Regions from separate parts of the Mus musculus genome. Here all the other regions are linked to region 3. Evidence: chromatin loops called from intact Hi-C (ENCODE). Cell type or tissue: left cerebral cortex. All regions are shown on one strand.

Evidence for each region. Hi-C counts contacts between places; a loop is a spot of excess contacts. Peaks named below come from ENCODE experiments on the same cell type or tissue, not always from the same donor. Only the 100,000 strongest peaks of a DNase experiment are listed, where the experiment ranks them.
Region 1: a loop joins it to region 3, with 3 times the contacts of the local background. A loop is called at or near these places in 13 of 42 quality-filtered maps.
Region 2: it touches region 3 in a loop (4-fold over the local background); 14 of 42 quality-filtered maps call a loop at or near these places.
Region 4: it touches region 3 in a loop (3-fold over the local background); 30 of 42 quality-filtered maps call a loop at or near these places.
Region 5: a loop joins it to region 3, with 4 times the contacts of the local background. A loop is called at or near these places in 28 of 42 quality-filtered maps.

Annotation. Positions count from the first base shown.
Region 1 is chr3:28,397,824-28,402,823 of GRCm38, forward strand. All of the region lies in intron 2 of Tnik (TRAF2 and NCK interacting kinase), which reads left to right. Among named protein-coding and RNA genes, the nearest start is that of Mir466q, 20 kb to the right of the region's middle. In left cerebral cortex, no CTCF peak of the experiment used is centred here; DNase peaks (open chromatin) are centred at 1,922, 2,555, 3,122, 3,698 and 1 more place; H3K27ac peaks cover 2,505 bases.
Region 2 is chr3:28,407,342-28,412,341 of GRCm38, forward strand. All of the region lies in intron 2 of Tnik (TRAF2 and NCK interacting kinase), which reads left to right. Among named protein-coding and RNA genes, the nearest start is that of Mir466q, 10 kb to the right of the region's middle. In left cerebral cortex, CTCF peaks have their summits at 1,928 (motif pointing left) and 3,159; DNase peaks (open chromatin) are centred at 1,980 and 3,137; H3K4me3 peaks cover 495 bases; H3K27ac peaks cover 960 bases.
Region 3 is chr3:28,163,277-28,168,276 of GRCm38, forward strand. No RefSeq gene overlaps it. Among named protein-coding and RNA genes, the nearest start is that of Gm42196, 11 kb to the right of the region's middle. In left cerebral cortex, a CTCF peak has its summit at 2,499 (motif pointing right); a DNase peak (open chromatin) is centred at 2,497.
Region 4 is chr3:28,554,154-28,559,153 of GRCm38, forward strand. It overlaps Tnik (TRAF2 and NCK interacting kinase), which reads left to right. Exons shown (of 33, transcript NM_026910.1): 8 at 775-829; 9 at 2,886-2,964. Among named protein-coding and RNA genes, the nearest start is that of Gm52603, 130 kb to the right of the region's middle. In left cerebral cortex, a CTCF peak has its summit at 2,498 (motif pointing left); DNase peaks (open chromatin) are centred at 1,043, 1,953, 2,223, 3,693 and 1 more place; H3K27ac peaks cover 3,267 bases.
Region 5 is chr3:28,545,692-28,550,691 of GRCm38, forward strand. The region is part of intron 7 of Tnik (TRAF2 and NCK interacting kinase); the gene reads left to right. Among named protein-coding and RNA genes, the nearest start is that of Mir466q, 130 kb to the left of the region's middle. In left cerebral cortex, no CTCF peak of the experiment used is centred here; DNase peaks (open chromatin) are centred at 2,171 and 3,885; H3K27ac peaks cover 844 bases.

The DNA of each region.
Region 1 (5,000 bases), 230 kb after region 3:
GCATTGTAGCCATTCTCTGGAAATCAATTCAGCTATATCTAAAACTGTTCACCCATCTCCATCTCTGAGGAAAGTTTCAAAAATATGAGAAAGCTTTATGTACAATTATACTCTTTATGCAGCCATTTCCAAAAGCCAAAGTAAATAAATAAATAAGCATGCCAAATGGTTCACAGTAGAAGGAGCAAACTATTTTTGCTTTACCTATGTGATGGAATGACATGATCCTTTAAGAGGTGTGTATGAGGGATTCTTTTTAGTAAGAGTACGTTTACCTTCTTCCCTGTAGGTCCTGGGATCTTCTCAGCCATGGGATTTTGATTAGGTTTATACTACAGGCCTGAATTCCCCATCTCATATCTAATTGAAAGTGGTTGATTGCCCTATTATCTGTATGCCATTATTGTACCAGTGTTTTAAATAATGAAAAAGACTATATCAAGAGAAAATTGATGTTGTATTTATATGTGGATACAGAATTATAACCACAGACATGTAAACTTACTTTACAGATGTTTTTCTTATATATTTTTAAAATTTGAAAATATTCTACAGTAAAAAATGAGTATTATTTTTTAAATTTTAGAATAGTATCAGGTTTGAATAAAAGTAGCAGAGGCAGTAGAGGTGTCTAGGATCATTTACCTAGTTTTTCTGATATCCATTTTACTTTTGAAAAGTAGAATAAATTTTATTTTAAAAATAGTTCCTAGGCTGGGGATAAGGGTCTTGGACAGTGAAGGACTTGACTAACATGAAATGTCCTGAGTTAGAGTCCAGTCAGCACATGTCAGCCAACCAACAAAGGCAAACAACCAAGACAATCAAAGCTGCCATAGTTTACATTACTGGGATAACTTTTCATAATTATTTGCATTACCTACGTTTGGATTTTATTGCCGTGGAGAGACACCATGACCAAAGTAACTCTTATAAATGACAACATTTAATTGGGGCTGGCTTATAGTTTCAGAGATTCCGTTGATTATCATTATAGCAGGGAGCATGGTAGATTGAAGACAGGCATGATGCTGGAGAAAAAGCTGAGAGTTTTACATCCTGATCCACAGGAAGCCAGGATGAGGCTCACTTTCCACAGTGGGAGGGCCTCAAAGCCCAATCCTACAGTGATGGACTTCCTCCAACAAGGCCACACCTCCTCCAACAATGCCACACCTCCTCCAACAATGCCACACTTCCTCCAAAAGGCCACTCCTCCTCCAACAAGGCCACACCTCCTAACAGTAACACTTCCCATGGGTCAATCATATTCAAACCACCACACTTCCTAAAGAACAAATTATATTTCTGAACAAAAGGATGCATGAGACATAGACTATTTTTTAATTTATTTACTGTTGTGAGAAGTGTACACACATATGCTTATGCATGTGTATGTATTATCATCATTATTATTTTGAGATAATTTATTGAACCTGGCACTTGTGGGTTTGGGTAGGATGGCTGTCCTGTAAGTCCAAAGACTGACATTTCTCAGCCTTTCCAGGGCTAGACTACAGGCCTGGGCCACCACACCTGGCTTTCTAGGTGGGTGCTAGGGGTCTGCCCCCAGGTCCTCAAGAGTGCAGTAAGCACCAGGCCACTCCACAGCCCCTTGTTCCAGTGAGCATTTTCAGTCACCAGGAATAGAGCATGGGGCACTCAAAAACCCAATTTCGTTTCAGTGTTTGTTTCAAAATGATTTCAGTGGTTCCGTGACTTCTCATAGACTCACTATGGAATTTGATTCCAGAATAGCGCATGTGAAACAAAGGAAAGTGCGCATGCCTCTCCGTTGAGTGCAGTGCTTACTATCCCTCCTCAGACTCCCTTCAGGGCAGTGAAAGCCAGTTTTCCATGAGTGGAGTTTACAATGTACCCATCTGAAACCGGGTTGACCAAGTGAGTGTGCTATTTTAACACTTAGTCTTGACTCATCGGCTCACCAAAGCTGGAGGCTAAAAATAATGAGCCCTGTCATGAGCAAGCCAAAGCCATCACGGGGAATATTACAAGATGACAGCAGTTGGTATCTAGGGGAGCCTCTCTCTTTGCCAGGCTTTCCAGTGGGAACCCTTCTTCAGGTAAAGTCCCGAAAGTTGCCCTGCAGTCAAGGGGAGGGTGACTTCAGGCTCTCAGTGTGAGGTGGGATGTTGGCCGGGGCCCCTTTCTTATCAGGAAAAACAGAGCTGGTTCAGGGCCTGGCGGGGGACTGTGCCCTGTGCTTCTCATCTGGTAAGGATCAGAACGTGGGTGCTGCTTCACAGCTTCCACAGCACTCAGTTTTCCTGTTCCACTTTTGAAGGCCTACCCTGTTCTCCAATATATATATATATATATATATATATATATATATATATATATATGTGTGTGTGTGTGTGTGTGTGTGTGTGTGTGTGTGTGTGTGTGTGTATAATCTAGAGCCTGTAACTTGTTTTTCTGATGTTTGGGGTAAGACCGTCTGTGTCTTTGTCTCCATCTTTTAAAATAAGGCCTAACAAATGTATTCTTCCCTCTCTCATGCCACCCACTCATCTTTAGGCAGGTTCCTGTGAGTGTTGTTATTGAGGGCGTCTGCAGGCTAGTGGCAAAGAGCTTGATGCTTGGGTTCCCTGTGATCATAATTAGGTCTGTAGGTTTGAGAGGCCAAGCAGAGGTTCTCATTTCGATTTGGTTGGAGAGCTCGGTGGGCATAACTGGGAGATGTGATATATGTGAAGATTCACCCAAGAATCTCCTCCTTGGCTGCTTAGAGAAGAGCTCTTTCAAGATATCATGTCCCCATCTTCCTCCTAAGGTGGAGTTCTTGGGACCATGAAAGACAAAAACCCTACTCTTTCATTATTAGTGCCCTTCTGCCTCCCTCCTGAGTTAACATCCTTATCTAAAGGAAAATCTATACCCTCTGCCTTGGGAAGGCTAGCAAGGAGGGAGAAGAAAAGAAAATTAAGAGACAATTTGGTTGGCTGTCGTTAATCCTGTCTATTCCTGTGGGAAAACGAGCCTGCTGTCTTCGATCTTTGTTAGCAGCTAGATTGAGTTAAAGAATACTGTAGCCTGTGAGGGAAAGGACGTTGCTCTTTCTGAAGATACCTCAGAGCCGCCACCAACATTTTTTTTTCCGTTAGTTATGTCTCAGTCTGAGTCTGTGCTGGACGCTCGGCTGATGCAGGAGAAGTAGCTACTAAGCGTGTCTGTGTTCTGAAGAGAAAGCCAGCCCAGTTAGGCCTTTTCTGGTGAATCCATCTCTCAACACATCTACTGATGCTTAACAAGGGAGCCATTGGACTGGGGAGATGCTAGAAACAGGCAAGCGCCAGGACCCAAACTCTAATACCGAGTACAAATGTCAAAAGCCAAATCACTGGGTGCCATGGGAAACACACACACACACACACACACACACACACACACACACGCACGCACACACACGCACAGCAGTATGTACATCCAAAATCACAACTTTGTAATCCTTCAAATGCTTATATTTGAATCTTCAGTTTAGGGCAATCAGGACTGCCTAAAGGAACCACTTAACTGAATGTAGCCAAAAGCTGGTTTCTTTCAGGTCCACCCCTTTTGCCTTCAGCCACGCCCGCCCGTTGACTTTGAATAGACTTTGAAAGTCACACTATAGGCTCTCCTCCAGAGATCTTTCAAGTGAGGCTTGGAGCCACAGGCCTGTTCTCTTTTTCCCCTATTCCCACAAGCTGGAAGCCAGGAAGGGAGGCAGAGAATGTCTGCTGCTTTTAAATGGACAGTTTGTGGAATCAGCTTCTAGCAACGTTACTCGTTCATGTGAACCAAAAATAGCTGGAAGTAGGTCAGGTTGTAGAGATGAGCGAGCCTCAGTTCACATTCTGCTGACCTTACGAGGCTTTTTCTCATGTACCGCGGCTGAGGGCTGGCTAATGATTTCATAAATGAGGAGAGAACAATTCTCTTGTTTCCTGTATGTTGCACAGAGCTCTAACGTTGTTATTTCTTAACCTCATGACAACCCTGAAATCTGAAATTTTTACCTGTATTTTATGTTTGAAAGAACCAGAAGGTCATAGAATTAACGTTGGAATGCTTCAAGGACATAACTCATTTAGTGAAAGGGCGAAGATTTGCCCATATTTTTCAGCCTGGAAGTATTGAGGTTACTGTCCACATTAATGTAAACATTGCATATAATATCTTAGTGAGAAATCATTTGAATTCACATTGGCAAGTATTAATGCCTCATAAGACAATGGAAAATGCCATTTTATTAAGTCATTTTTAAACATGACAATAATGAGACACTTACTTAAATTGAGTATTTAGTATATACCAAGAATTACAATTGAGAGAAACAAGGAAGATTCGAATAATTCAAGTGTCAGGTTGCAAAACTGCTCTGGAGAAGAAAGTGTGGTGTGAGTCAAGTGTGCACGTGTGCGCAGGCGTGCATATGTGTATGCATTCAAGTGTGAGTAAATGCTAGTTTATGGGTGCAGAAGAGAAGGCCCCAGAGCCAGTGTGAGGCTTGAGCAGACCACAAGGGAAGCGCAAAGCAGCCCTCTGTCAGCTGAAAGAAGAGGCAGCAGAGACAGCAGTGCAAAGGCCGTGAGGTGGGTGTGGCTGCTGCTGCAGTCTCCGCAGGGCTTGCCTTTCTGGGGAATTTCCAGCCTTCACCACATCCATTCTGTGACAGCCTTTTAAGGGGTACAAGCAGGCAGAAGCTGCCTCCCAACCTGAGGCCAGGAGCTTATGCATATGTAAATCCCTCTCTCACATGCAAGATTCTCAAATCATTATAATTGAACATTTAAAGCCTTCTCACCAAAAGGTATTTTAGGCATTTGGCTATATTGCCAATTACAGCATCATCTTAAAAGAGAGGCTTTTAAATTAATTAAACCCATTACACCTGAATATTTGATTTCTGCCAACACATAATTTTAAGTTGTCACTTCAAAATAATTTGGGGAGGATTTAGACTGTCAGACTTCCTTAGCTGCTCCTGGCATTAA
Region 2 (5,000 bases), 240 kb after region 3:
AAGGCTGATTAATACCACAACCCCCCCTCCCCCGTCCATCATGTGAAACAGGAAAGCAGCCACACACAAAAGCACAAAGGAAAAACCAGGCTGGGCTCTAATCAGACTTCAGTCACAGGTGCAGACATGTCACCTTCTCACTGCCTTATATTATGAAATTCTACTCAATTAGGAAATTTCCATAAGACACCTGACAGTGTGAAATGTCTCAACTCACCGTACTTATGTATGCTTGCTATCAGTGGTAACAGTGCTCAACCCTGAGAATTTGATTTTATGATGCGATTATTAAGGAGGGGGTACTTTCTTTCTCTGAGTGATTTGATGATCTTAAGTGAGCATGATTCCTATATTATTTGCAGAACTAAAATTAGTTACTTAAATATAAAAAGAGAGTCACATTTAAGAAGACACTGAGCATGTTACTGTGAATCTCAATTATAATTGACCTATGATTTATAAGAATGTTCACATTCACCTTTTCTGAATATAGCTTTTGGGAATTCACGTCTGTATAAAAGAATTGGTTACTGATGTTTGCTCTATAGGATCAAGAATAAAAGCAGAAGCAGTGAACCTTGGGAAAGGACCTGGCAGGACTGGGAGGGGTTGTGGATCTAAGGAACTATGAAGACAAAAGAGCGCTATCAGGACACATTGCTCGTGTGTAAAGTAAAAGACTAAATTAATAAATAAAAATTAAATAAACTGGAGTATCTTTTCCAGGCAATTGGTATTAAAATAAGGCAGGCATGTACTAATCCCACAATCCATACGGATTCAAGTTAGAAATGCAACATTTGCCCACATGTGCTACTAGGGCACACGCCTGGAAAACGGGTGGCATCTTTCTCCGGGTACTACTGTTGTTTTAATCAGGTTTTCTGGACTTTCAAAGTCGTTGGTTAAATTAGAACTGACACATATGTTAATTAGCTGGGTGGCAGGGTAGAGATAAACAGGCAAAACAGAATGACAACATGTTCCCTTTAAAAAAATGGTGACTCTGAATAGTATTTGGTTCTGTTTGTCAGTAATTGTGTATCTTCCTCTGTCCTTGCCTGGTGTGTTAATCTGCTAGTCTGAAATCTTTTTTATCTGCCTGTACTGTGAGATCCTTCTTTGCCATAATCCATCTGTGTCCTACAGGAGGTGAACCTGCCTTTCAGGACTGGCATGGTGGTGGACAGTATTAATGTGTATAAAAGGAAAAACTCCTTGAATAATTTAATGACCAAATGTCATCTGGGGAAAAGGGGTCAGTATGGAAAATGACTTTTCCTATCAGCTTTAAAAATCACAGTGTGGCTTGCCTTTCTTATGTGCAAATCAAATATCAAATTGAAGGATGTTTATACATCTTTCTGTAGGATGTTTAATGTTTTGCATTTCCTATTAGAACAAGGAAGCGTCTATAGCATTTTTGTTTACTTCTGTTAAAAGAAAGGAAAAAAAAACACAACAGAAAACCTAACCAACCGTCAGAACCTCAATAAACGAACCAGCAAAAGAAAGTCCTCCTTCTTTCCAGAACAACAGATGCTGCCTTTGACCTTGGGATTTAAGGGCAAATCTATCCTTGTTTACACGTCTTGAATTTCTTGGATTTGCCAGTATGAGGACAGCCGTTGGGGACGAAGCGCTCCAAGTATGTAAGCCATGAAAAGAAAATGAGTCTGGGCAGCTGTTGCTGCAGAAATCACGCTTTTGTCTGTTTCCAGTTCACTCATACGGAGAATTTTAAGAATTAAAAAGAAAAAAAAAAGGAGGAAAAAAAAAGGAAAGGCAACTACATTTAATCGAAAGACTCCTGCCACAGATGTCACAGCTTGGGAGCTGGCCTCTCCATCTGACACATTGCCTCCCCGTGAGGGAATCGAGTTTCCAGGAGGCTACATTTGCTTTGCTGGGCCCCCTTGTGGGGTTGGATAAGGAAACATAGCCAGTGCTATGCTCAGCCAGCCAACCAGAGGGACCCACTGGTGAGCGAGCTCATTGGTTCTCTGTGGCAGAGGGAACTACTGATGAGCGAGCTCATTGGTTCTCTGTGGCAGAGGGAACTACTGATGAGCGAGCTCATTGGTTCTCTGTGGCAGCTTTTCTACAATGAAGGCTGGAAAGACCTTGTGAGAAATGAGAGACAAGTGAGATTCCTCTGCTGCATGTTTGCCCACATGTGGTTCCTAGCTCGGTGGCGGAGGGGCACTGGTGAGTTGATGTTTTCCAAATTGAAACTAACAGATATACAACATGTTTTTTTGCTTCCTTTTTTCCCCCATAAATTATATATTTGAAAAGATAACCGCTTTGTTGTTGCTGTCCCAGGTCTGGTTATTGAACTCATGACCTTTTGTGCGCTAAGCATGTTTGTTCCCAATACCCTATATCCCAGAGGAAACCCCAATGAGCAATGCACACCTTTGAACAATGCAGAATTAAGAAGTGACTTTATTTATTATGGTGCTGGAGCCAGACACCCTTTCCCTTGAAATATAAGACAAAGGCCTTGGTGTGTCCCCTGCACTACACTTTCAGCAGAAGAGAACCAACGGTAGCCTGGCCACATCCGTCTCTTTGTTTCCACACACAGCCAATTGCCCTGTGTGTATTTTTCAATTTTACCTTTTTGTTGTAATTTTTCATTTGTGGGACATTATAGTGAATCCCCACAGTAGCGATTTACAAAATTTTATTAGGCAATTTCTCGGCAAAAGACATCTTAGAGTGTCATCATGGAGACTTTTAGAGTGTCACCATGGGGACTTTATTTTATTGCTTCTAACTGCTAATTAAAGAACTGGAAGGCTACTCTGGTGCAGTGGGCCAGGGTGTCCAAAGCCAGAAGGCCCATGAAAGAAGGTCCTCTTTTTTTTTTTTTTTCTTTTTTCTTTTCTTTTTTTTTGGCTTGATCAGTAATAGGGACAGATAGACCAGGTAGGTCGTCTCCCTCTGGGCTTTTTTTTTATATTTTATTTATTTATTTATTTATTTATTTATTTATTTATTTATTTATTTATTGAGAGCCCTGGCAATTAAGAGTAGTCACAGAGTGATCAGTCCCCTCTGTGCACTGTAGGGTGACGATACTCCCAGAAGCCATCTGTTAGGACAGGGCTGATTCGGTTAGTCCTGATGTAGCCTGGCATCCCCTACAGGGAGGAAGCTAGAACTGCCTGTCTACTGAAAGGGGCACTGGCAGGAAATGTATGGAGCTCATAGAATATTTGTCTCAAAATGATTATAATCTTTTGGAGAAATACTTAATAACCTTTCTAGGGCATTTTCCTTCATCATTTCTGGTCCCTTAAAAAGGTTTTAGTTCTTTTGACTGAATACCTTGAACAGAACTTAAAGAACTTAAGGCTCAAAGAGAGTTTTAATAAATTAGGTTCTCTAGCCAACAGCTCATGGATCCATTTTCCTGGGGAAAGGATCCCAGGCAGTTTTCTTTACCATGTTTGTCCATCAACCAATCACTGGCCATAAAACCTCTGCTGCTTTTCTCCTTAAAACCCTCCTGATGCTTTAAAACCAGCAGTAAGGCCAGCCCCAGTGTACTCTGAAACCAGAATAGTTAAGCCTCAATTTACCTGAAAGAGAAAACACCTCCTCTCTTGCTTTAATTTGTTTTTATACTAAATTCTTTTCACACTGACATTAGAGCTTCCCCATGCAGAATTCTTGCCCAGCAAGAATATTCTCTATAGAATTCTGGAAAACTGCCTGCTCAGGGTACTTGAAAATAAAAAGGATAATACCTTTCTCAACACAAAATGTTATTCTGTGTGGTTTTGCAGGCAGCTTGTTTTTCTTTGTGCAGTGCTAAGCATGGGCCCCACACCTTCGCACACACCAGGCAAGCACTCTTCCACTGAGCTACACGCTCATGGCAGCCGTCTTATTTTTAGCTCCATGAGTCTGAAATAAATCTTTGTTTACACCCACTGGTGTAAGGTCTGTTGGTAACCTTTGGTGTCCACTGAAATTTAGTATTCAGCAGTAATGTTTAAAGTACACACATATACACACATACACAATATTTATATATATTATGTGTATATATAATGTATATATTTATACCTTATGTATATTGATTTTTAGTATATACATATATATGCATATATACATTACATACACTTTTAGCATATGTGTGTATATATGTATATACACATATATGTATATAAACATACATACATACATTTATATACACTATATGTATATAAACATGCATATATATATATGTTTATATATATATATTAGGTTTCATGTAGCTCAGGCTTACCAATAATGTGCGATGGAACTTAATCTGGCCCTGAACTCTTGACCTACCAGTTTGCCTTGCTAGGACCTCAGACATGTGCTACCATACTCAACTCTGAAGTTAAAATAATGGAGATTTTATTTGTTCATTTATTTATGTGTATGTGTGTATGCATGCATGCATGCATCCTCAGTCACTTTTTTTTTTCCAAGACAGGGTTTCTCTGTGCAGCCTTGGCTGTTCTGACTCTGTAGACTAGGCTGATCTTGAACCTCTAACTCTGGGATTAAAGGCATGTGCTATGCACTCTTAACCTTTGGACCCTCTCTCTAACCCCTAAGGCTGGGTTTCTCAACCAGTGGGTCTAGACCTTTGTGGGAGTCAAAATAACCTTTCACAGGGTCAGTTAAGCCCATGGGAAAACAGATGTTTACATTATGATTCATGACAGTAGGAAAATTACAGTTATAAAGTAGCAATAAAAATAATGTTATGGTTGGTTTCACCATGACATGAGGAGCTGCATTAAAGGGTCACAGCATTAGGAAGGTTGAGAACCACTGCCTTAACATAAAGAAAAAATTAAAAGCTTACAAAAGAGAATTTAATCCTAAGGTGTTTCAGAAATCGCCTTTTACAGATTTTTATTAAATATTTTTCTTCATTGCCAAGAGAATAAAGTCCATCAACGACGTGAAGAACTGGCGCACAACATCCTCAGCTCTGAAATGTCTATCTA
Region 3 (5,000 bases):
AAACATCTAATGGGGAAAATATAAAATCTGGGCAGGTGAGATGGCTCAGCAGATACTTGAAAAGGCACTTGCTGCCAAGTTTGCTGACCTGAGCTCTGTCTTTGGAAAGAGAGAGCTGACTCTATAAAGTTGTCCTCCAATCTTTGACCATGTGGTCCTAACACATAAAATAAATAAAAATGGAAAATCTTCCCAGGGTAAGCAGAGGTCACCACTACTACTTCTGCGTGTCGTGGACCCAACTCATTCTTACAGAGAAAATGTGGCACCATGATGAACTGCATTAGTGTTTGCGCTGAGTGTTCTTACACATCCTCCCAGAAGAGCCCTGAGAAGTAGCTTCATTGCCTCCAGGGATATTGGTGAGAAATCCGACCTGCCAAGATCTTGAAGGTACCCACAGAGAATGGACTTGGGATGCCTCTGATGCCAGTCTTCCCTCTGGAGATGTCCTCATGAGCCCTGCCTTCTTGTGAGGGTAGCAATGAGACATAAATTCCCAACCTCAGTAGTGCTCCCAAGGAGGTGCTCCTTAGTCACCTCTCAGTGCTGCTGTCCCATCAGCATGCATCCTGAATGACTCCACGGCACTGCTGTGCTTCTACAAGGACCTGCTTCTCAGTGCCTCCCATGCTGAACTCTGGAGAAAACACTTCCTCAAACAGCTGGTCTTAACTTTCTTCCTGACCCACGTCATTTATGCACGTTCTCCTTTGCACAGTTGATGTACTATTTTGTTTAGCAATAAAAGTTACTTTTCCTTAGAAAGACAATTACTGTACAAGTATTTATAGTAATAAGGCATTAGAAGCAATCCAATGTTCATCTACGTAAGTAGACAAATACAGTGGAATACCTACCCAACAACTAAAAAGAATGAAGTACTGATGAATTGTACAACATGGATAAACTTCAGAAACATAATGCCAGATTCAAAGGCACACATGTTACATAACTCCATTTACATGAAATACCCAAACAAGAAAGGGGTTCGGAAAGGCTTTCTGGAGACAGAACACACAGCTAAGAATGGGAAGTGGGACTAACTATTAATATACAGGACAGGAGAGATTTTGTTCATGTTATAAAAATGTTTTAACACTGGTCAATGGTGTCCAACTCAGTAACTAATAAAAAATACCAAATTACATTTCTTAAATTATTGAATTTTATGGTATATAGATGCTACCCGAATAAAGTCTTTTAAAATATTTTATATGTGTGTGAACTTGTCTATGTGAGTATTCCCACATATGTGAAGGTACCCTGCCTTAGTTAGGGTTTTACTGCTGTGAGTAGACACCATGACCAAGGCAATTCTTATAAAGACAACATTTAATTGGGGATGGCTTACAGGTCAGAGTTTCAGTCCATTATCATCAAGGTGAGGAGCATGGCAGCATCCAAGCAGGCATGGTGCAGGAGGAGCTGAGAGTTCTACAACTTCATCTGGAGGCTGCTAGTAGAGGACTGGCTTCCAGGCAGCTAGGATGAGGGTTTTAAAGCCTAAGCCCACAGTGACACATCTACTTCAATAAGGCCACACCTCCAAATCGTGCCACTCCTTGGGCTAGGCATACTCAAACCACCACCTACCCATAAAGGCCAGAAGAGGGCATCAGGTCTCCAGAGGTGTCTATGAGCCTCCAGACATGAGTGCTGGCAACTCTTAACCACTATGCTAACATCCTAGCCCCCTAAAATTATATTGGAACAACATTACTGTGGTGGCACACAACTGTAACCCCAGCACTTGGAAGGTAGAATCAGAATTGTTAGGAGTTCAAAGCTATCCTCACTACATTGCAAGTTCTAGGCCAGTCTGACCAAAACAAACAAACAGCAATAGCAACAAAACCATCAATCATAACATCAGATAGATGCACAGAAAAGGATTAAATTTGTTACACAGTAATCTGTTGGGAGATTAATTTCTTCATTACCTAGAACTTCTTACATTTTTCAGACATGATGTAGCACATCCTTAGTCCTAGCACACAGGTGCAGGTAGATTTTTGTTCCAGAGCAGCCAGAACTACACAGGGAGACCCTGTTTTAAAAATAAATTACAAAGAAGAAGAGGAGGGGGGGAGGGAGGGAGGGAAGGAGAAGGAAGAAAGAAGGAAAGAGGAAAAGGACTAAAGGCAAGTGAAGAAATTCTGACTTCAGCGAAAACTACTTAAAATTAAATGAAATATTAGAACCAAGGTGCTGTGGAGCTATAGAGATAGCTCAGTGGTTGAGAACACTCTTCCAGTGTTCCCAGGTTCATTTCTCAGCATCTATGTCAACAGCTCACATGCACACATGTGACACACACACAGAGACACACAGACACACACACACACACACACACACACACACACACACACACACACACACACCACAGAATCTTTAAGAAAATTAAGGCCCTCTGAAAACTAACTGCTGACAAAATTACTTACACACAGCAGAAAATGGGAATCATCACATTCTGCCCTCTAGGTGGCACTAGAACCCAAACTTGAGTACCACCGTGGCTTTCCAGCATCATCTTTGAATGAGACCACAGTTCTCTCAATCAGGTCTTTACAGGGACACTTGAGCTGCAGTGTCTTAACTCCAGAGCTCCCCCTGAGTAAACCTCATGATGTCCATCAGCTCCTGTTGTCATCTTCTAGGTATGCCCAGTTTCTTTCTTCAAAATTTCTGAATTGTATTGACTAGACCTTTAATTAAAGAGGTTCAGTTAACTGCAGTCAGAATAAATATAGTAAAACCAATAAAAATTACTATACTGTTCAGAAATGGATAAACATAAGATAGAAATAATACGGAGCAAAGGCAAGCCATGTGCAAGTGCAGGAGAGTAGTTTTAGCTATTTCAATTGTGCAAACTCTTTTTCTTAGGTGAGCTACAAGGCAGAGAGGCGCTTAATCATTCTATAAATTTCAAACATTAGAAAGTTGTATATATAATAGATATCATGATAAACATATTTATTTTATGATTTGGTTTCTGTCACTTACAACATAGATCATACTACTTACATATCTAAGAATATCTCTCCTTCAAGAGATTGTGGTCTCTACTAGGTCCAGGCTGTCCCAGCCACCACTGCCCAATGCAGATTCCCCCCTTGACCAATCCTTGGCAAACAATGGACCAATTAGGTCAGTAATTTTACATCCCACCAAGCAGTAGTTTAGCCACATGGGACAAGAAATGAAGACAAGCCCTCACCCGTTTATCCCAAGATGGCTTGGTCCATGGAACAGACTTTCAGCTACCCAAACCTCAGATCTCAATCGCTAGAGCTGATGATGAAGACATGAAAGTCTGTTTTCTACCTAGGCCACACCCTGCTTTTGTTTCTTTAGGTAATGTACTGGGCTAGGGAGAGAGTTCAGTTGATAATGTCCTTGCCAGGTCTTGAGTGCCATCCCCAGCACCTACAGAAAAAGCCAGGCATGGCAGCATATGCTTGTATTCCCCGTGCTGGGAGGACGGAGGCAGGAAGGTCCCCAGGGCTTGCTGGTCAGTTCTCCTATATACTATGTGACAGGGACCAGACCAATGAGAGTTCCTGCCTCAAAGACACAAGGTGGACAGCTCCTGAGAAACTTCAGCTTAGGATGACCTCAGACACACAACCTAACTGCACATGTATGCAAGTACACAATCATCCCCCAGTATTGTCCACTCAAAGTTGTGTAGAGCGCATCTAACTCTTCACTTGGATATACTGGAGCCACTAGTGATGCAGTAATGCAAGCTGGCGACAGTGTGCTCAAGGCCGGAGGCCCGGTGTACGTCTGACCTTGGGGAGGTCTCCTGGGAACATTTGGGATTTCTTTTTAGATATTTATTTTTGATTATTTTTAAGTGTGTGCATGTGTGTGTCACACACACAAGTGCTGTCCATCACTGAGCCATGTTTCTATTCTTCAAGCCCACTTTTTAACAACAAGATCTCATGTATCAGAGAATCGCAGGCCGGCCCAAACCTGCTTATATTGCTGGAGATGTCCTTGAACTTCTCATCCTCCTGCCTCCACCTCCTAAGAACTAGGATTATAAATATGTGCTACCACACCCCATTTATGGAGTGTTAGGGGTGAAACCCAATGATTCGTGCAAACTCGGCAGATATTCTACCAACTGAATCACCCAACCAGCTCCAAATGTCTCTACAAATAGTTTCAATAACCCCAGTCCCTGAGTGCGTATGGGAAGGGCTGAGATAGTCATCTCGAGCTCCATGTGAAATGTCTCACCAATAGATCCGAGTAAGAAAACAGTGGGCACATTGGGAAAGAAATGAAGTTGCAGTGTCCTGGCTCATGAACTCAGCTTTTGTACTGGCCACTAAAGCCAGGGCTGTGTGCAGGCGAACCCCCAGCTCAACTGCTGCTGAGCTGGAGCCTCAACACAGCCAGTGAGCTTTACTTATGAGAGAGTGCCCACCTCCAGGGTGGTAAAATTATGCTCAGGATTTCAATGTGACCGCAGTTCTATCCCTCTAGGAAGAAGTGAGGAGGGAGCACAGGGCCTGCCTTTTTGTTCTTTACTCAATGAGTTCTCAAAAAATTGTATCAAGAAAGAGAGCCAAGAGTCCGTAGCACAAGGCACGTGGGCCTGGCTGAGCAGCTAGGACACGAATTGCTACTATCTGCCACCTGACCTCCTGCACAGTCACTCCCTGTCTTTGCAGGTGGCGGAGCTGTTTTTCCCAGGACATATGGAAGCTGAGCTTGGATCCTAAGTTTTGTCTTAAAAGGAAGAGTGAAGCTGTGTGAGAGCATGGGCTGGGGAACCATGAAATCCCACTGTGGGTTCTAGAGAACTGCTCACTGGTCAATGTTCTTCCCTGCAAGGGGAAGAGCTTGAAAGACTGCTCTGGCCTCCTGGAGCCCTCTCTGCAGTGGAAACAAATCGCCTCTGAAAATACAATGCCATGTTGCTTTTAAAAAGTGGTATTTAAGCAGCATGGAAGTAGCCTAGGAGAAATTCATGCAAA
Region 4 (5,000 bases), 390 kb after region 3:
AACTCTCTGATTAGCAATTCGAACCAGACTCGAGAGGCACCTACTGTTACATTTCTTTTCTATAAAATTTGGAAGATGAAATCAATCTACCATGACAGAGAACAGGTGGGTAAGTTACCTAGACAGTCGAACGAAGGATGGGGAAGAAAGGGGAAGCTTCAGGGGGGAGAGTGCCATCTTCTGGAGGTGTGATGTTTGTTGCCGTGGTGGTGGGGTCACATTAGTGACCTAGCTCATCAAACAGTATACGTCATACATGTGCCATTTACTATGTAACAACTATAATTCAATAAAAGCATTGAAAGAAAAACTGCATATCTGATAGAAAAATAGAAAGGGGAGACTATTTAGAGAATGGAAGGGAAAGAGGTGGATAATGGAAGAGAGCCAGGAGGAAGGTCCACACTAGGCAGATGTTCTGACAACAGCATGAAATCCACTATTTTACAAGAATTAAAAAAAAAATTGAAAAGAGCAAAATTTCACATGGTTTGACTGACATTTAAATCTCAGTAATAAAGTAACTTTTTAAAACCTTATATTTCTTTCCATACATTTATTGGAAACATACTATTTGCCAGACAGGCACCAGGAAAATACATATGATGAGAAGTGAGCGTGACTCCTCTGGCTTTGCAGCTGGTTGGAGAAATAGGTTTGTAAAGACAATGGATTGACTTCCCCACAGGCTGTTCCGAAGTAATTACCAGGTTTAACCAAATTGTCCTCTGTTGATTGAATTTATGTGTGTATCTGTGCTTTCTTGTTTTGCAGAGTGACTTGTGGTCTTTGGGAATCACCGCCATTGAGATGGCAGAAGGTGCCCCCCGTAAGTTCCTTCCTCTGGGGGAAATCTGCTGCTGGTTGGTTCTGCAGGTCCTGCGGGCTCCTTGCCAGGGCTGCGGTTGGCCTACTTCTGCTACGCTGAGCTCGGCATGGGTCTGATGTGGCGTATTTAGAAAGCAGAGGCAATTTAAATCAACCAGGAATCTGTTTGTTGCAGAGCAGTGTGCAGATCTGTGTTTTGCTAGGAAGAAGAGTGCAGACACTGGAGGAGGCGTTTTGTCTTGCCCACTTACAGTGTGGCTCATTCTGGAGGCACTGCGCCTCTCTCACAGGCACCATAGACACTCCCACAGACAAGGTCAGCTCCCCACTACAAAACTCCAAAGCTGAATTCCTCAGGTGCAGCCTTCGCAAATCCCTGAAGTCGGAGGCTGACCCTCTTATGAAAATATAAACATTTGGAGCTTTAGATGTCTGTGCCCTTATTGGAGCCCTGTCCCAGACACTGGCAACCTTGAGAACTTCCCAAGTTCCCTGGGACTTTCTGTGTTAGTACCAAAGAACACCTCTGGGAGCTGCAGCGGTGGCCTGGGAGACTTTGACTGGACCTCCCAGACCCCCTGACGGAGTCTTCCTTTACCCACCCATGCCAACCACAGTAAAGACAGCAAGGCTCGCCCTTTCCTGACAGACAAGGATTCACTTTGCAGGCAGCTGTGATTCAAGCAACACCCAGGCAGACTGTGTCTGGATTACAGGACAGTCTAGATCCTCCCTCCCCTAACCCAGGGCTATAGTTGCATAGTGATAGTGAACCTTTCCCGGCAACTTTTCTACCTTCCTTTACATGGGAACTGGCCCCAGTCACGTCCTTGCTTGTGTTTCCTACCCTGTCACACTTGCTCAGCCACTTTTCCCAGGACTGAAAAGGCCCTTCACCCTCAGGACAGATGGTTCTTAAACTCAGGACTCTTCCTGACCCCGTGACTGCTGTCACACCGTCACTGCTGTCACGAGGATCTAAGTTCCTTGAATCCATCTGCAACATGACTGCCCGGGAGTGTTTGTTGACAAGATTGCCTTTGTTCACAATGACATTTGTGAGTCAGAAAATTTGGATACCACAGTCTTAAAACTGTGTTATCATCCCTAGTGGTAGACAGGACTATAAATAAACTCTGCCCACAGAATCCTCTGGCATTGAGAAAGCATATATTCTCAATCTTGGTATAGAAGAGAAGTGGGGAAAAAATCCTGTATTCTCACTGTGAGAAAGTAAGCTAATAAGATATGTTGATTGAAATAAGAATAGAGAGTATGACCATGATAAAATTACATCATGTCTGTAAGCTGACTTCATTCTTCTATCATTCTGGGGCCAGAGGATTTAAAAACAAAGCACATTTTGCACCCTGAAAAGCTAGCAGGGACATTTGGAAACAGAATGGTGTTCTGGCAGAGGACCAAAAAGTCTAAAAATTTGCATAGTTAGCAGTGCCTGTATGAGCCTCCAGTGGGGAAGACACTGACTTTGGATGTTTCGATACCAGTTATATTGTGGCTTAGGTTTCTGTTAAAATAAAATCAGGGCTGGTGAGATGGCTCAGTGGGTAAGAGCACCCGACAGCTCTTCCGAAGGTCCGGAGTTCAAATCCCAGCAACCACATGGTGGCTCACAACCATCCATGACGAAATCTGACTCCCTCTTCTGGAGTGTCTGAAGACAGCAACAGTGTACTTACATATAATGAATAAATAAATAAAATCTTTAAAAAAAATTACCCCAGCCACGCCAACATAGCTGTCACCTGATGGTGTTTATTTTGAATGGCAGGTGGCTAGTTGTTGACCCCGTGACTTGTTTTCCTTATGAAGTAAAGGTGTGACCCCGAGGGATGTTAATGTCTGTTTGAAATGTGTGTTTTATGAGATCCATCTAATTAGACATCAGCTCTTGATTGTCTGCAAGTTGGAAGCTTTGAGGTCCTGACCCCTTGCTCCCAAGAGCCTTATGGACATGTGCATACTTTGTGTGCGGCCAGGATGGTAGTGTGGGTGGCCTCTGACTGGCTCTGGTCCTTGTTTTTGGTCTCCTGCAGCCCTCTGTGACATGCATCCCATGAGAGCCCTCTTCCTCATCCCACGGAACCCTGCACCTCGGCTCAAGTCTAAGAAGTGGTGAGTTTGCTCCACAGTACTTTTCAGATCTGAGGGCGAAGCTTTCCTGTGATCTTTCACTTTTGTGTGTATGTGTGGACATGTGTCTGCAGGTGCACACACATGTGCTTGTATGTAGATGCCTTGGGTTGGCCTCTGTTATCTTTCACAGTTGCTTTCCTCCCTTACTTCGATAGACAAAGTGTTTTGTTATACCAGAGCCCCAGCCATCTTTCATAGGATTACAGGCACACGCTAGCACACCTGGCTTTCTACACGAGTGCTAGGGTTCTGAACTCAGTTCTCGTGCTTGAATGACAAGCACTGTAGCGACCACACCACCCACCCGGCCTCTCTCTGAGATCTTCTTTTGAGTTACCCCTGATCCCTAGGTCTTTCTGGCTAGATACTTTTTAAAAATGCATGCCACAGCTTGGTAGGTGACATTCTGTATGCCACCATTGATCTTGGACTTGAGGCTTGGCTACCTGCTGTCTATACAGCAGCTTGTTAACCCTATCCTCGAGGCAGGGAGCTATTAGCCAAAATGGAGCCCAAGTAATGGCACGAAAATGATGTGATTTACGACTGCAGGCTATGCTAGCCTGGCTGCACGGCACATTTCTTTGGAAAAGGTGATGATTTAGAGTCAGCCCATTCTATTCCTCAAGACAGTGGCTCCCTGCACGCCCACACAGACCTGCTAATGGTCCCTGTGATGTTTCTGGCATGAGCAATTGTGGTTCTTTGTGAGTTTTTTTTTTTTTCAGTCCCTTTCTTTTTGTGACAGGACATGCTGGCTTTCTATTTGGGGACAGGAGTACAACCTTTGTTCTTAATAAGCTTATCCTGACAAAAAGGTGACTTGTTCTAAAGAGAGCTACTACTTGCTACTCCCTGAGAACGGGGTAAGACAGGAGTGTGGATGGTGAGCAACCAGGTGAGGCTTGGAAATGGAGTCCTCAGGTTATGCCAAATGTTGCCTGTCACTTCTCTGTGTACTTACATTGGGGGTCTTTATGCTTTGTTATACGATGCCCCCCCCGTCTCCCCTGCTGCAGAAGTGGCACGGCCTCCTAATACATTCTTACATCTCCTCTAGCATTGGAGCCAATCCCTACCAGTCTGTGACCTCCTGTGATTTTATAGGCACAAGCCCTGAATAATTCAACTAAACAGGAACAAATTGTTTGTCCCTTTTCCTATGACTTAAGGCTCAGGCCCTTGACTGGCATCCTCCTGTTTCCCACCCACAGACACCACCCACCACATAGAGCAGGCTTAATTACTACCAATCAGCTGGTAATGACATGGCAACCCTGGCTCAACAGAGGAAAGGCACACAGAGGGGAAGGAAACAGAAAAGCCACAAGCAATGACAGTCTCTCAGTTGCCAGACCTGCAAGGGGATTGTGAGTTGCTATTGGTAACCAGGAGGCAAAGCCTTCCCTGCTCTCCTTCCTCTCAGAGGGTCACTGTGGGTAAGAGAAATGCATGTTCTCTCCCCAGCAACAGCCTTTCATTGGGTGCCACATAGCATGTGGTGACAGAGCGCAGGAGGGCCCCTCCTCACTCTTCTGAGATCTTTCTCTCCTTTCCTCCCTGGATCCGACTCCCAGAGAGAGGAGCCAGCTCCGTTCCTTCCCCTGGAAGCAACAGTGACTCTGCAAAGCTTGCTGCCTGCCAGATTTCTGCTTGTAATGTGCCAAGCTTCTGGGGGTGGGGGTTACTGTCTACCGTGGGCCTCACTTCCCATCCCCTCCTCTCCTGTCACTGCTCCGGGGAGGTATTTTAAGCCTTTCCACAGAAGAACAGGCTGGCCATCCGCAGGCATGTGTCATCTCATGGGCTACATTGACTACTTTATCATTTCTATAACAGATACCTGGCAAGATCAAGTTCAGAGAGGATGGTTTCCTTTAGGTCACAATTAAAGAAGGGATACAGCCCATTGTGGAAGAGGAACTAAGGCAGGGGTCATACTGTGTGCACAATCAAGAACACAGAGAGAGATGAGTGCTGATATTCAGCTGTTTTCATCCTCTTTTTTTTTTTTT
Region 5 (5,000 bases), 380 kb after region 3:
GTGTGTCTGTGTGTGTCTGTGTATGTTTGTGTATGTGTGTGTGCACCCACATGCGCATGAGTGTGTGTGTGTGTGTGTGTGTGTGTGTGTGTGTGTGTGTGTGTGTGTGTGTGTAGTTAGCTGAGCTGTCTCTGTATAACCCATTTCCTAGTGGAGCATTCACCAGAGACCTATGATGCTCCAGGATTTGGTCCATGTAGGGGAATAGTCTATTTGAACCAACAGGAATCCCAGCCTCAGCAATGATCTCAAATGTTGAACTCTCACATACATTAAATGTATGCTTCCAGCATTTTCAGGTAGTGTTGATTGAATAATTGATACTTTGAGCAGCACTGGATTCTGTAAGCTTCACCAAGAAAGTGCTGGCTTTAAAATGAAGGTGAAATGCCAAAGTCCATAGTTTGGTTTTGTTATGTTATTATTATTATTATTTTGTTATTTTATTTTGTTATTTATCATTTATTATTATTGATTGACTATTATTTAGTTTATTTTTGAGGTGCTTTTAAGAACTGGTAGAAGTTTCTATTTTTCCAAATTCCCTTTTTGAAGATTTCTAATTGTGTATGCCTGTGCATGTGCGCGTGTGTGTGTGTGTGTGTGTGTATGCACGCACACGTGCATGTGTACCTGATTGCAGATGCTTTTGGAGGCCACTGGAGGGTGTCAGATCTTTCTGAGCTGGAGTTATGGGTGGTTGTGAGCCATGCAATGTGGGTGCTCAGAACTGAACTTAGGTCTTGTGTTAGGACAGAACCTATTCATAATGACTGAACCATCTTTCCAGTTCAGAACTTTCTTTTGAAAGTCAAAGTAACTGAATATCCTAAGGACATCAGTGGAAAGGAGTGTGAGGAGATGGGGTTTTCACTGTAGTCTGGTTTTGTGTGGAATCTGCTGGGTACGGGGGAAATCTCACCAAATGCTTAGGAGGAGAGCCTGCATTGCATTTGCCTGGTGTGCTGGCTTTCCCCTGGGGGCCCTTCCATTCTCGTTTTCAGAAATTCTGTCAAAACACTTCAAGCAAAAGGAAAGGTTTCATTTCTCTTGTAAGTATGCAGGGCAATAATGAAAGCTTTCCTATTTAATAATAAGCATTCAAAGATTTGAAATTAATAAAACTGTTCAAAATTCCTAGGCTGTTTAAACTGGTATTTTTAAAACTTACTGTGAGTTGTATTTCAGTAGGATGGAATCTGACAGGTATTTTATCGTCCTAAGTAATTGCCTCAACAGATACGTAGTAAAGGAAGTTCTCTGTGGCCAAGTCCACATCCATCAGAATTGGTTGGATAAAAACGGAATTCTCTATCCAGTGGAATACTGTGCACCACTTGAATGATGAGGCGCTGGAGTATCCTGTGTGCTTGGTACCCAAATGTAAATACCAAAGCTTCCTCCTCTTAATGTAGTCTTACTCCAACTCCCCTGATGTGGGAACACACATACATACATACATACATACATACATACACACATACATACATACATACATACATGCATACACACATACATACATACATACATACACACACATACATACATACATGCATACATACATACATACACACATACATACATGCATGCATGCATACATACATACATACACACATACATACATACATACATACATACACACATACATACATGCATGCATGCATGCATACATACATACATACACACATACATACACACATACATACATGCATACACACATACATACATACACACATACACACGTACACACATACACACATACACACATGTATGCACGTACATGCACGCATGTGCACATGCATATACACAATGGGGTGGTGGTCAGTCTGCAAATATCCTGGAATGCAGAAGAGTACTTGGTCTTCGAGCACTTGAATGATGAATTCTTAGGTCTTATTTTATTTCTGTCCTGTTTAATGCCTTTGCATCAGTAGAACTTACTCATATAATTAAGCTAGTGAGGTAATAGAAGTAAGTCCAAGGAAATGCCTCCTCCCCACACCCCATGTCTAGTGGGCTCCTGCCTATGAGCCTGGCCTTTCAAAACCTGCTGTGTCGCTCACCTCTATTGTATCAAGAGCCTTGTCTCACAAAAGTGGCAGCCTCTCTGCAGGTGTGGGTGTTTCCACTGCTTGCCAAGAAACGGCTCAGCTCCTTCAGTATCCCAGAACCCAGACTTTATTCAGGCAGCATGCAAATGGCCCTTTGAACAAGGGGGTCAGCTGGAAATGAGGTGAGCAGTTATGTAATGGGAGAATCACCGGAAGGCAGGTATCATAGAGAACACATTGGATAGATTGCCAAGCAGGGTAGAAATTCCATTTGTAAGCATCTCCTGCTTCCTGTGTACTAAGCCCTATACATAGGTCCTTCTGAATTTGCTCAGACAGAAGACGACAATGCAGTCACCAGGTAGTGCCACCAGGTGGGATTGTCTCCTCAGTCTCAGCAGCAGTCTCCCTTCCTTCAGGGACAGTGCTGAAGGAAGGGAGACTGATCCAGTGGAGGATGGGTCTCCCCACAGTCTCCCATGGCAGGAATGGGCGGTGTCTCTTTGTTTTCTCTGTGATGGGGTTATCAGTGGCTGCGGCTGCCTGGACCTCCTCACTGACCCTCCCTTGGGTCGTCTAGCATGGAGGTATCTGAAATGAGAGTGAGCATGATTGATACTTTGAAGTCAGACAGGACGGCTATAAACCAGACCATGCCTCTTATTCTTGCAGTGCCTCCGGGGAACCATTTAACTTCTCTGGGCCTGCACAAAACGTGAATAATCAATTATCTATCACAATGTTGTAATACCATAAAGTGGGTTAATATTTATAAAGCTATCACACAGTGTCTGACACGTGCTAAGAGATGGGGTGGGGCAGTTTTGTAGTCACACATCTCAGGAAAGGCTGCTTTTTCTGACGATTCTTTGTGACCTAAGGAAACAAGCAGTTTCTTATAACCCAGCTCTCTGTGGGTGTTGTCCATCTCTTGTTGGCTCCTTTTAAACCAGAACTTGCTTCTCTGCAGCTCCTACCGGTAGTCTAAGTAGATCTTCATAAGGACCACACGCATGTATATGATTTTTTTATTGAAAACTTTCAAAACAGAAAGACAAACTACACGTCCATGTCCAAATGGAAGACTATTTTCATGGCTCGGAAGCCTAAAAGTCTCTCACTGTGGGCCCCCACTAGCAGAGTGTGGTCAGATGTCAGAAAGATAAACAATTGTGAGGGCCTAAGTATCCCAAAGTGAGGGTAGCTTGGTGGTTTAGACAGACAGACAATCGCTTGATAACAAGTACACACAGCATGGATGGTTCTACAGTGCTTCCCAGCCATGAAAATAGTCTTCCATTTGGACATGCAAGCTGACTGAGCTGTCAGTTGATAATAAATGACCCCGAGAGTCCTTCTGCACCTTATTTGTTAAATGTCTGCTATGTGCATCGTGTCATGTTAGGTACTTAGAGCATATCAACTTATTGAATTCTTATATCAACCCCGCACGCTATGTGTTCTCTTCACGTTGCAGCTGAGGAAATGGAATCCCGACTCTTGCTGGCTTGGTCTTGCCACTGTGTTTCCAGCTGTGTCAGAGACATTCAGAGTCTGTGGCTGCAGGGGTGCACACCAGGCTCCTGGCTAGTCCCTCATCCAGAGTGGCAGTTTTAACCTAGGGATGCTTTGCTTCTCTTCCACTCTGATGGGGCAGCCCGGGTCAGAAAGAATGCCTTTTGTTTTGTGTAGGTTACTGTGTGCCAAATGTCCCCAGGCCCCAGCCAGAAGCTGTACCTTGCGCCTGCCTTCTGAGAGGCACTATAATTTGTCTCTGTTCTGTTTGTAATGTGCACAGGGATGGGCTGTTAGTCATGCTGCAGGCACGGCAGCCCAGTGCTGAGGAAAGAGTGAATTTCCCACCACCAGTCAGGATGAGCCGCACCATGGCCAGGAGGAAACGTAAGGCCTGCCTCCCCCACTTCCTCCCTGCTCCCCTCTTGCCATCACCTTGCCAGTGGGAATGGGGCACTTTCTCCTTTAAGTTCTGAAGTGTCTTTGGGATCCAGTAATGCATCTCAAGGTTAGGCAGGGCCTGTCAGGGACGTTTACAGCTTGCAACACAGGCAGTTAAGCAGAGATTACAAGCAGCTTTGGCTTTATCTGAACAGGAATTTAAGAACATAAATATTTCCTCTTGGAAAAATAGTATAACTCTAGTCCAAAATGATCCTGTTAATAATGGGAAACAAAGACGTCAAGAAGCAATAGTCATGTGACTAGCCTGGTCATGTGACTAGACAAGGATGCACAGTTTATTTGGATGGAATGATGGGGCTTTTGGTTATAACTGGTGTGTGTGTGTGTGTGTGTGTGTGTGTGTGTGTGTGTGTGTTTAAGAAGGCTAATCAAGAGAGGCATCGCTTTTTTACTATCCATTCCTGCTTCCTGTGGTACAGTTCTAGGATTTCCCTATTGTCAAACTCTGCCTCTTCGTGTTTCTCTTCTACTACTGCTGTGAATGTGTACACACACACACACCACACACCACACACACACAGCACACCACACATATACATACTACATGTATACATGTATGCAAACATATACATACACACACGCATGTATGCACATATACATATCTATACATGTATACACACAAACATATATATATATATATATATATACACACACACACACACACACACACACACACACACATATAGATACATACACACTTACTTAGGGTCATTTTCAAGTATCTTTGGCTGGAATCACCCTTACCCCATCACTGGAAATCTAGAGTAACGAAGCCCAGAGCCAATGTGAGGAGCATGGCTATCTATCTATCTTCAGAAGCTCTGCCTCCCTCCCCCCTTCCTTCCCCAGCATCATTCATCAGTAGTTGGCATGTTGCCCCCGGTTGCAAGATGGGTGTTGTAACTCCAGACGCCATGTTTTTATTCAAGGCATTAAGAAGTTGAAAGGAGTTTGTAAGACAGCAGCTGT